2 separate regions of the Homo sapiens genome follow, and region 2 is linked to region 1. A link is a contact called in ENCODE Hi-C or POLR2A ChIA-PET data. All regions are on one chromosome and are shown on one strand. Each heading gives the region's core, a stretch centred on a gene start or an enhancer-like site at or near the end of the contact. The rest is flanking DNA. Distances are from core to core; before and after follow the strand shown. Region 1 has its middle 100 kb from the start of MIR466. Region 2 has its middle 72 kb from the start of MIR466.

Region 1 (4,282 bases), core at 305-2,804:
TAGTACCCAGACTTTAAAAATGGGAGCATTGAGGCCAAGAGGGTTGGAGTAACTTGGCTTAGAGCTTGAATTCAAACCATCAGTCCCACTCTAAAGCCATAATCTTGTTACTATGTTGGGCCATCCACAGTGGAAGAGACCATATGAGAAATCAGAACAAAAAGAATTATATACTCTGGAAAAGACACGTGTACACCGACCTGGACCTAAACATATGAAATAGGCATAGGAACCTATGCTAATAAGAGAATACTTTCAGTGAACATAAGATTGCAAATTTCAACCTTACTTTTTTTTACATAATTGAATTTAGGATATTAGGCTTTATTAAAATAAATAGAGAAAATATAGTAAGTTTCATATGGAATTGATGATAGACTTTAAGTTCTAGAGATAACATATTGAGTGTAAATTGTACTAGTTTACAATCTTAATTGAACAGATTCTAAAAAGCTCTGGAAAACCAAGTATAATACTGACATTTGCGAGGAAGGATACTTTTAGTTTTAGGTTTCAGTCACTGACAGCCTGTATATGTCAACATTTTCCACACTGTATTCCGTGGGCCATTACTCTTAAAATAGGACTCTGGGATTCAAATCATTCAGAGAAACGCTGATTTAGCAACAAAGAAAATTTCTTTATTGCATGTTTGTAAATCTAAATCTCCAAGAAGTAGACAAGGTGTGCTGGGATGCCCAAACTTCCTTGTGCATGGGATGCTGGTTTCACAGAAACAGGTAGGGCACATTTTCCATAAGGAAGAGTTTAGAAAATATTTGTCTATGCAATTGTTGGCTAAGAAAAAAATTTGACAGGAGTTAAGACTATACAAGTTAAGAACATTACATTGCTCAACAACCTTCACAGGTTGTCACATCTTATTTTATTCTTCTACTTCTGGGCCTGAGCAAAACTGAGTAGTCCCCAAGAACCATTAACGTGAGATTCTCATTTTCTTGAATCTCCATAACCCAGCCTCTTTAACCTTCATTAGTATTATAAAAACGTCCAAACTCAGGGCAATTGACCTCATAATTACATATGGTTTAACGTTTCCTTTTCCCCTCGAATTAAAACTAGGAGCCCATTCCTTCTATCTGATTTCATTTTAACAACTTACCATTGATCTTTGGGGAGATATGAGGAAATCATGGGGAAAGGATTTTGAAGCTCAGCTGGCACAGGTGTAGATTTATATCTTTTCATCTTGATGGATTTGGAACATGTTCTATGCACTTGATTTTAGTTAATGCACTGCCCCCAAAGTGTCCAGTAAATGATTTGGAGTAACTTTTAAAGTGGGCAGATATAAAAGCTCTGAGGAAATACATGAAGAGATATAGAAATAATTTTACTGTCAGACTTCCTTACCCTCATCATTACCTTGAAGGGATTCTTTGTCCTCTGTTAAGAGTTTTGGTAATTCTCACAGGACAATTGGGAATTGTTTTCTGTCTTATGCAGGCAAGATAATGAGCAGAATTTCAGAGTGGAAGTGTCCACTGAACTTAAAGCTAGATACAATAGCTACAGTGGAAGTGTCCGCTCTGAAATTGGGAGGTTGCTATGACTCAACAATAAAAACAAAATATCACTTCCTGGTATTATTTTCCATAATCAGATTTGAGATGTTAGACTACGTGGCAAAAATGCCAGGAAGTGACATTTTTGCAGGCTAGCATCTCAAATCTGATTCTGGAAAATAAGACAACAAAAGAATGACAAGATTAGTATTAACTAAGCACCTACTACATGCTAGGCACATTATACCAACTGCTTTCTCAAAATTAGAAATTTAACGCATATCATAACCCTGTCATATAAATATCATTAAACTCATTTTAGACAAAGCTGGGAGTGGTGGGGCTAGGAGTCTGCCCCTAATTTGTTTGATTCTAAAGCCCATATTCTTCTGACATAATACACTGCCTCCAGTGGAAGGGTAGTGTTAATCCTTAGTTCCTCTTTACTATTTATAAGAGGAAGAGTCCATTGAGCAGCTCCACCCTTTTCTAAAGGCCGTAAGAAGGAACACGACTTGAGAAATAAAAACTACTCATTTTGTAAAAGGAAGAAATATGTCAAATGTCATTAACTTCACCTCAATCTGGGTGCTCACCAGGTCCTAAACATTTAGTAAAGTTAATGAACAGACATGTAGTGCCCCTAGACATTGTGGATTCAGCAATAAAATTAAATAGTCCCTACCGTCCCTCAAGGAGCTCACAATGTAATGGAAAGACACAGGCAAGTCTCCTTTCCCCAGAAAACACTAGTAGGGTCTAATTCACAGTAATTTAGAGCCAAATGGGGTTTAACTTTTTTTCGTTTTTGACTGACATATTTAATTGACATATTAATAAGCACAAATCTGAAATGTAAATCTCAGTAAAGTTTTACATATGTTTATACATGTGCAACTACCACTTAAGTTGAAACATAGATCATCTCTAGCATTCCTTAAGGTTCTCCCAGGCCCCTCCTAATCAACACTATTCCTAAAAGTAACCACTGGTCTTATTTCTATCACCATTGATTACTTTTGCTTGTTTGAACTTCATATAATGAAACCGTAAAATAAATGCTCCCTTGAATATGGTTTAATTTGCTCAACATTATATTTGTGAGATTCATCCAAACTGTGTATAGCAATAATTTGTTTTTTCTTGTTGATGTGTAATGTGTAAATTTACCTCAATTTGTTTATCCATTATATGTTAATAGATATTTGAGTTGTTTTCCTGTTTTGGCTATTATGAATAATGGTGATATGAACAGTCTTATACATGTCTTCAAGTGGATATAAAGAATGGAAGTGCTAAGCCATAGAATAGGCACATGTGCAGCTTTAGTATACCTCCAAATGCTTTCATTGGTACAAGCAGTTTTACCAATGGGCACACCTACCAGCAATGTCTGAGAGGTCTACTTTATATCCTCACCAAGATTTGGTATTGTTACTCCTTTTAATTTGAGCTCTCTAATGGATGTGTAGCGGTATCTCTTTGTGGTTTAAATTTGTATTTTTCCGATGACTGATAATGTTAGGCACCTTGTCACAATTGTATTGGCTATTTGGATTTTCTTTTTTGTTAGGTACCTAATGAAGATTTTTGAAACAAGTTTGATGCAGCTTGTCACAAGCCAACTTTATTTATCTTTTGTGTGTGCATCTTCTCATTTTATTGAGGGAAAAATCTAAAATGAGAGAGTTAAGTAAATTGGTCCAACTCATGGTTGGTTGTTAGCAAACCTGTACTTGAAATCAGATCTACACACTCCCATTCCTTTGTGTTTCCTCTGTACATGTAATGTGTGGCCCCATCAGTCATCTGCACCTATTAATTGCATTCCCAACAGGCAGATTTTCTTCAGTTTTCCTAAGCTCAGTTAACTAACCGCCTCTGTGTAATCTTGCCCCATCCTCACCCCCTAGAACCTATAACTTCTCTACACAAGCCAACTTTATTTTTAACTTCACACTGTATAAGAAAGGGGCTTTTCTTCTCTCCAGTCCTTCCCCGCCCTCAATTCCTATTCACTCCCTCATATATACATACACCATTCCCCTCCCCACCCACTGTGAAGAGCTTGTATATCTAGAGATGGGAAACCATACTTCAGGCTAAACAGGAAAACCCAATTTCATTTTAAAAACTGAAATAGATAATGACACTTCAGAAGGGTTCATCTCTGCCTACTTGTGTTTTACTTAATGCCCACTTCACATCTCTATAACAGCTCTGTGATTTACCATCCTGGATAAAAGAACCGAGTGGATTCTGTCTCCCAGTGTGTTAGAAATATGGCATTACATATATTTTAAAAACCTAAATCACTGTGAGCCCTGCAAAAAATATCCCAAGTATTGATTTAAACATGTCTTTTTTGCAACATGCCTCCCTGTACGCACTGGGAAACATAAAGTGACCCATAAATATTCTGGAAAGACCACTTATTTTCTATTCTTCTGTCACCCTGAGCTGCAGAACCATTCTTCCCTCGTGTGCTCCTATGATTTCAAATCAAGGAGCAGGCTGTTTGAGGAAGAAAGCTCCAGTTTAAGTAGATTGCTGCAGGCCTGCTGCTGATGGTGCTGTCTGATCTCCCTTCAGGCAATGTCTAAAAATAATAATAAGCAATAGTTTATCTTTATAACATCCTTCTCCAACAATGGAGAGTTCAAAGCGATGCTGATATTAATTCATTAACTCTAGAACAGCCTTCTGAGGCAAGGAAGAGTTCACTACTCCAGCTTCTGAGAAGGATTTTGGGGTCT
Region 2 (4,152 bases), core at 69-2,568, 33 kb before region 1:
GGAGGTGCTGGGGAGTGTGTGAGACTATTGGGGGTGAGGGTCAGGGGGCAGCGGTGGGGTCAGTGGGGGGTGGGGGGGAGGCGGGGCGGTATTTAAGAGAGTAGCTGATTGCACCCAGATTTTGGACTAGGCAAACTGGGTGAAAAATGACTCCATTCACTGAGCTGGGGAATTCAGAAGAGGAACATCTGGGGGAGGAGTTTTGGCTGTGCCATGTTTGGAGGCATAAAGGACATCCAGGGAACAGAGTAATCAGGACTGGCACTATAGAACTGGAGGTCATGGATCTGTAAGAGGCAGTTGAAGTCAGTGGGAAGACCAAGGACAAAGATCCAGCAACACCAACATGCAAAAGGAAATTGGGGGGAAACTAAGGAGTGGCCAGATGGGTAAGAAGAAACTGAAAAGAGTTGTTGGAGGGAGGGGGGGCAGGGTGGAAATATTCAGCCAAGATAATTTCCAGAGGGAGTGAGCCTTAAGTCATTGTACAAGAAGCCATTAAGTGGAATCCTGCATTGCATAGGTGTCTGGATAAGATGACCCCTTAGCCACGTCCCATCCCTGTGTTTCCACTATGATCAGAGATGAAGTAGAGCAGCAGTTCTCAGCTACCCCCTACCAAAGTTCCCAGTCTGCCCCAAAGACGGAAGGCAATGCCTCAAACACCACAATCCCCAACTTGGAGAAACCACCTCTGGCTTCCAACCCTCCTTGCCACCAATCTCTCAGTTTCTTCTGAAGCCAGCACAGAGGGATTAGCTGAGAAGGTTTGTGTTGAGGGGAATGGAGGCCCAAGAGAAAATAGGAGGAAATGAATCTCCCTTGGAATCCTTGAGGCAAATCAGGGCTAACACTCCAGCCACAAGCTGCAGTAAGTTTGGCCTGCTGGTCAGCTATGCAGGACAGATAGCAAAGAAGCCAACTCCTCTTGTCAGCCCCGAGCAGATGCCGAAGTTCTTCTGCAGACCCAGCTCTCTGCTACCTGCCAGTCCACGCTGCTGTCCCTCTCCACCCTTGTACTACCCTCTTCAGCCACACAACCAAATTCTGTGATTTCCTCTCTCCAGGGCATGTTTGCCCTCATCTGACTTGATGTTGAGGGTGTAGTCCCATGAGAAACTAAAGGGAAATAAGGTTAGAGAGAGCTTCCTCTGACCCTCCGCCCTCACCCCACCCCTCACGGCCAGGACAGCCCCATGCCCAGGTGTCACACAGAGGCCCCCCTCCAGCTCCCCTGCATGCCCTCGGTCTCTTTTTCAGGGAAAGCCATGGTTGAGCTGACAATCCTGCCTCTGAAAAGCCTTAAGTGCTTCCTAGAAGATGCATCTGACTTTCACCAACACTAGTGGCTAGCACTTCCGCTTCCACAACCCTGTTGCCTCTCCAGGAAAAGCCTCTTTAACCAAGACCGCCTTAAGCCACTAGCCGAATGAGGCCAGTTCCTCTCAGCTACTTCTCATTTGCCTTCTGCCTGCCCTGTCAATGGCATTTGCCAGTGCTCAGTTAATGTTTCTGGAACTCTGGAACTACAGTTTTCTTATTCACTGAGGTAGCCAAACTAGAGTGCTTCCCAAAAGCGCTTCTTCTGACTCTCTACTAAAACTGTCTTTAATCGTCTTGCCTGAAAGTCATGGTACAATACCAGATGCTTCAGGGAGAAATGACTCATAACCCCTTCCCTTAAGAAGCTCATAGTCTTGGGGGAGAGACAGGGAAGTGCGCAGTAACTCCATTAGAAGTTATATGAGGAAGTATGAAAAGATTACAGAGGAGGAAGCCATTAAATCCAACTAGAAACTGTTATTTCAATAACAGCTACATTTAATACTGAAATCCTGCTATTATGCACCAGACTATGTATTAGCTAACTCTTACACCCCATGATGTAGCCAGTCTTATTAGCCTCGTTGTATACATAAGGGAGACAAAGAAAGGAAACTTACCAAAGGCTACAGGACACCAAGTAAATGACACTGGATGCAGACAAACCCCTCCCACTCCAAAACCTGTGTTTATTACCATAGTAGACAGTAACTGGACCAACACTGGCATTTACTGAACACTAGACACTGCCCCATGCATTTAACACACATAAAATTTGGCCAGGTGCGGTGGCTCACGCCTGTAGTCCCAGCACTTTGGGAGGCCAAGGCGGGCGGATCACGAGGTCAGGAGATCGAGACCATCCTGGCTAACATGGGGAAACCCGTCTCTACTAAAAATACAAAAAATTAGCCGGGCTTGGTGGCGGGTGCCTGTAGTCCCAGCTGCTCCGGAGGCTGAGGCAGGAGAATGGCCTGAACCCGAGAGGCGGAGCTTGCAGTGAGCCGAGATCGCGCCACTGCACTCCAACCTGAGAGACAGAGCGAGACTCCATCTCAACAACAACAACAACAAAAATACACAGTGAAGAAGGTATTACTTCAATTCTCCTTTTGCAAATAAGACACTGAGGTTCAGAGAAGTTATGTAACTTGTTCAAGATCTCACAGAAGCCAGAATTCAAATGCAGACCATAATTACCACACAATTTGGCCACCCTGTTTAGAAGACATAACGTGTGAATGACACCATAAAGGCTGTTAGAAAAGAAATATGTTTTCTTAGTTTGAGTTCCTCCCAATAGCATGACCTGAGACAAGAATCTAGATGCAGGTAGGTTATTTCTAAGGTGATCCCAAGGAGCAAAGAATGGGGTACAGCAACAGAAAAAAAAAAAGACAAAATAAAGGTTTATTGTGGGGGTTGCCACTGTGCTCTCACAAGGAGAGGTGAAAGAGCATTTCCCCAGAGTTCTTCTGCCCCCTCTCCAATGATGTATGGGTCTTCTGAGCTCCCTCAGGCATCCCTGGTATCAGGGAATCCCTGGGACAGAAAGCAGAAATATAAGATATGTGCTGGAAGCCAGACACTCTGGGCAGGAAGCACAAAGCTGGGCTCTGAACTGTGCACCCCAGCCACAGCTAAAGTCAGAGGTGATGTGGCAAGCATAAGAGTCTAGCTCCCAGCTGTACCTGCCTCACAAGGGGGCAATGCAGTGGGAGGGGACACTTCACACGCAGCAGGCGGCAGGACTAGGGCAGGAGCGTGAGAGCCATGCATGTTCTACCATGCACTTATGAAACGTTCCATTGCTCCTCTACTGTATCCCCAGCAACCTCCACCGCACTGGGTTTACAACTCTCCTCTTGAAATTATAGAAATAAACTCTCGGTCAGTGCAGTAAGCTGAAGTGAAGCAACCCTTGATTCCAGAGGCCAGAGGCAGCTTCCCCTTTCTTCTATCCAACCATGAAAAAGCAGTCCTCTGCCTTGTGCAGTGGTATTGCTGGCTCTCAGTCACTAGTATTTTCTGAGGCTAGCAGTATAGAATTGCAGTTGAATGCTTGAACTCTGTGTGTCCTTGGGCAAGTTATTAACCTCTCTGAACCTCAGTTTGTTTCATCTCTAAAGAAAGACACAGATACTTACCTAGTAGAGTTGGGTGAGGATTAGATGATATTCTGGCTGTGATGCATTTAGCACAGTACGTGGGGTATAGTGAGCATTTAATCAAGAATTGTTGTGCATATTTTAACATTTCTGAGTCAATTCACTTCAGCATCAAAGGGGAGAACTAGAGGCAGTTACTTATCATTTAAAGAAAGAGGATAATATAATGCAGACAGTGCTAGACTTGCTGGGTGAAAGATTTCATTTTCCAGCTTTAGGATCTTAGGGCCAGTAATCTCTCTGAATTTGGGTTTTTCTATCATAAGTGGAGATAACCATTTTTTTCTACCTCAAAACATTGTTGAGGCTCAATGGTGATCACAAATGTAAAATGCTTGTAAACCCTAATGTGATATAAAAATGTTATTATTGTGATTATCATAATGATAAGAATCAAAGCTTCACTCTCCCCAGCACAAGTATATACTCGCTCTGTGAGACTGACTGCTCCTCAGTTGCTGGAACAAGAGCAAGGCATTTTCACCCTAAGGTCACTGCCATTGGAGGGAGTGTGTGATTAATATCAGAGACACTCTGTAACAGCTGCTCAGGGTGAGCCACTCATACCATCAGTGTCAAGGGCTGGGCTGCTAATTTATTTATGTATGAAGATGACAACCAGGGAAAGCAATTAGGACTTGGGCATCTGTTGTGATCCTCT

The links. Hi-C counts contacts between places; a loop is a spot of excess contacts on that map. ChIA-PET counts read pairs that join two places held with the same protein, here RNA polymerase II (POLR2A). Pooled maps may share reads with other maps.
Region 2: a loop to region 1 is called in a map of CD14-positive monocyte, with 2.8 times the contacts of the local background. The contact joins two enhancer-like sites. A Hi-C loop is called at or near these places in 4 of 168 maps with a recorded cell type or tissue (CD14-positive monocyte, mucosa of descending colon and naive thymus-derived CD4-positive, alpha-beta T cell) and 9 of 50 pooled maps. POLR2A ChIA-PET finds 5 or more read pairs at or near these places in 9 of 52 experiments (CD4-positive, alpha-beta memory T cell, T-cell, activated CD4-positive, alpha-beta T cell and 4 more).

What each region holds. Positions count from the first base shown.
Region 1 is chr3:31,264,262-31,268,543 of GRCh38, forward strand. No RefSeq gene overlaps it. Among named protein-coding and RNA genes, the nearest start is that of MIR466, 100 kb to the left of the region's middle. Within about 2 kb of position 1,555, at least 2 of the 41 ENCODE cell types and tissues checked have a DNase peak (open chromatin) inside an H3K27ac peak, as active enhancers do; they include CD14-positive monocyte, where a contact is called at or near this core.
Region 2 is chr3:31,231,218-31,235,369 of GRCh38, forward strand. No RefSeq gene overlaps it. Among named protein-coding and RNA genes, the nearest start is that of MIR466, 72 kb to the left of the region's middle. Within about 2 kb of position 1,319, at least 7 of the 41 ENCODE cell types and tissues checked have a DNase peak (open chromatin) inside an H3K27ac peak, as active enhancers do; they include CD14-positive monocyte, where a contact is called at or near this core.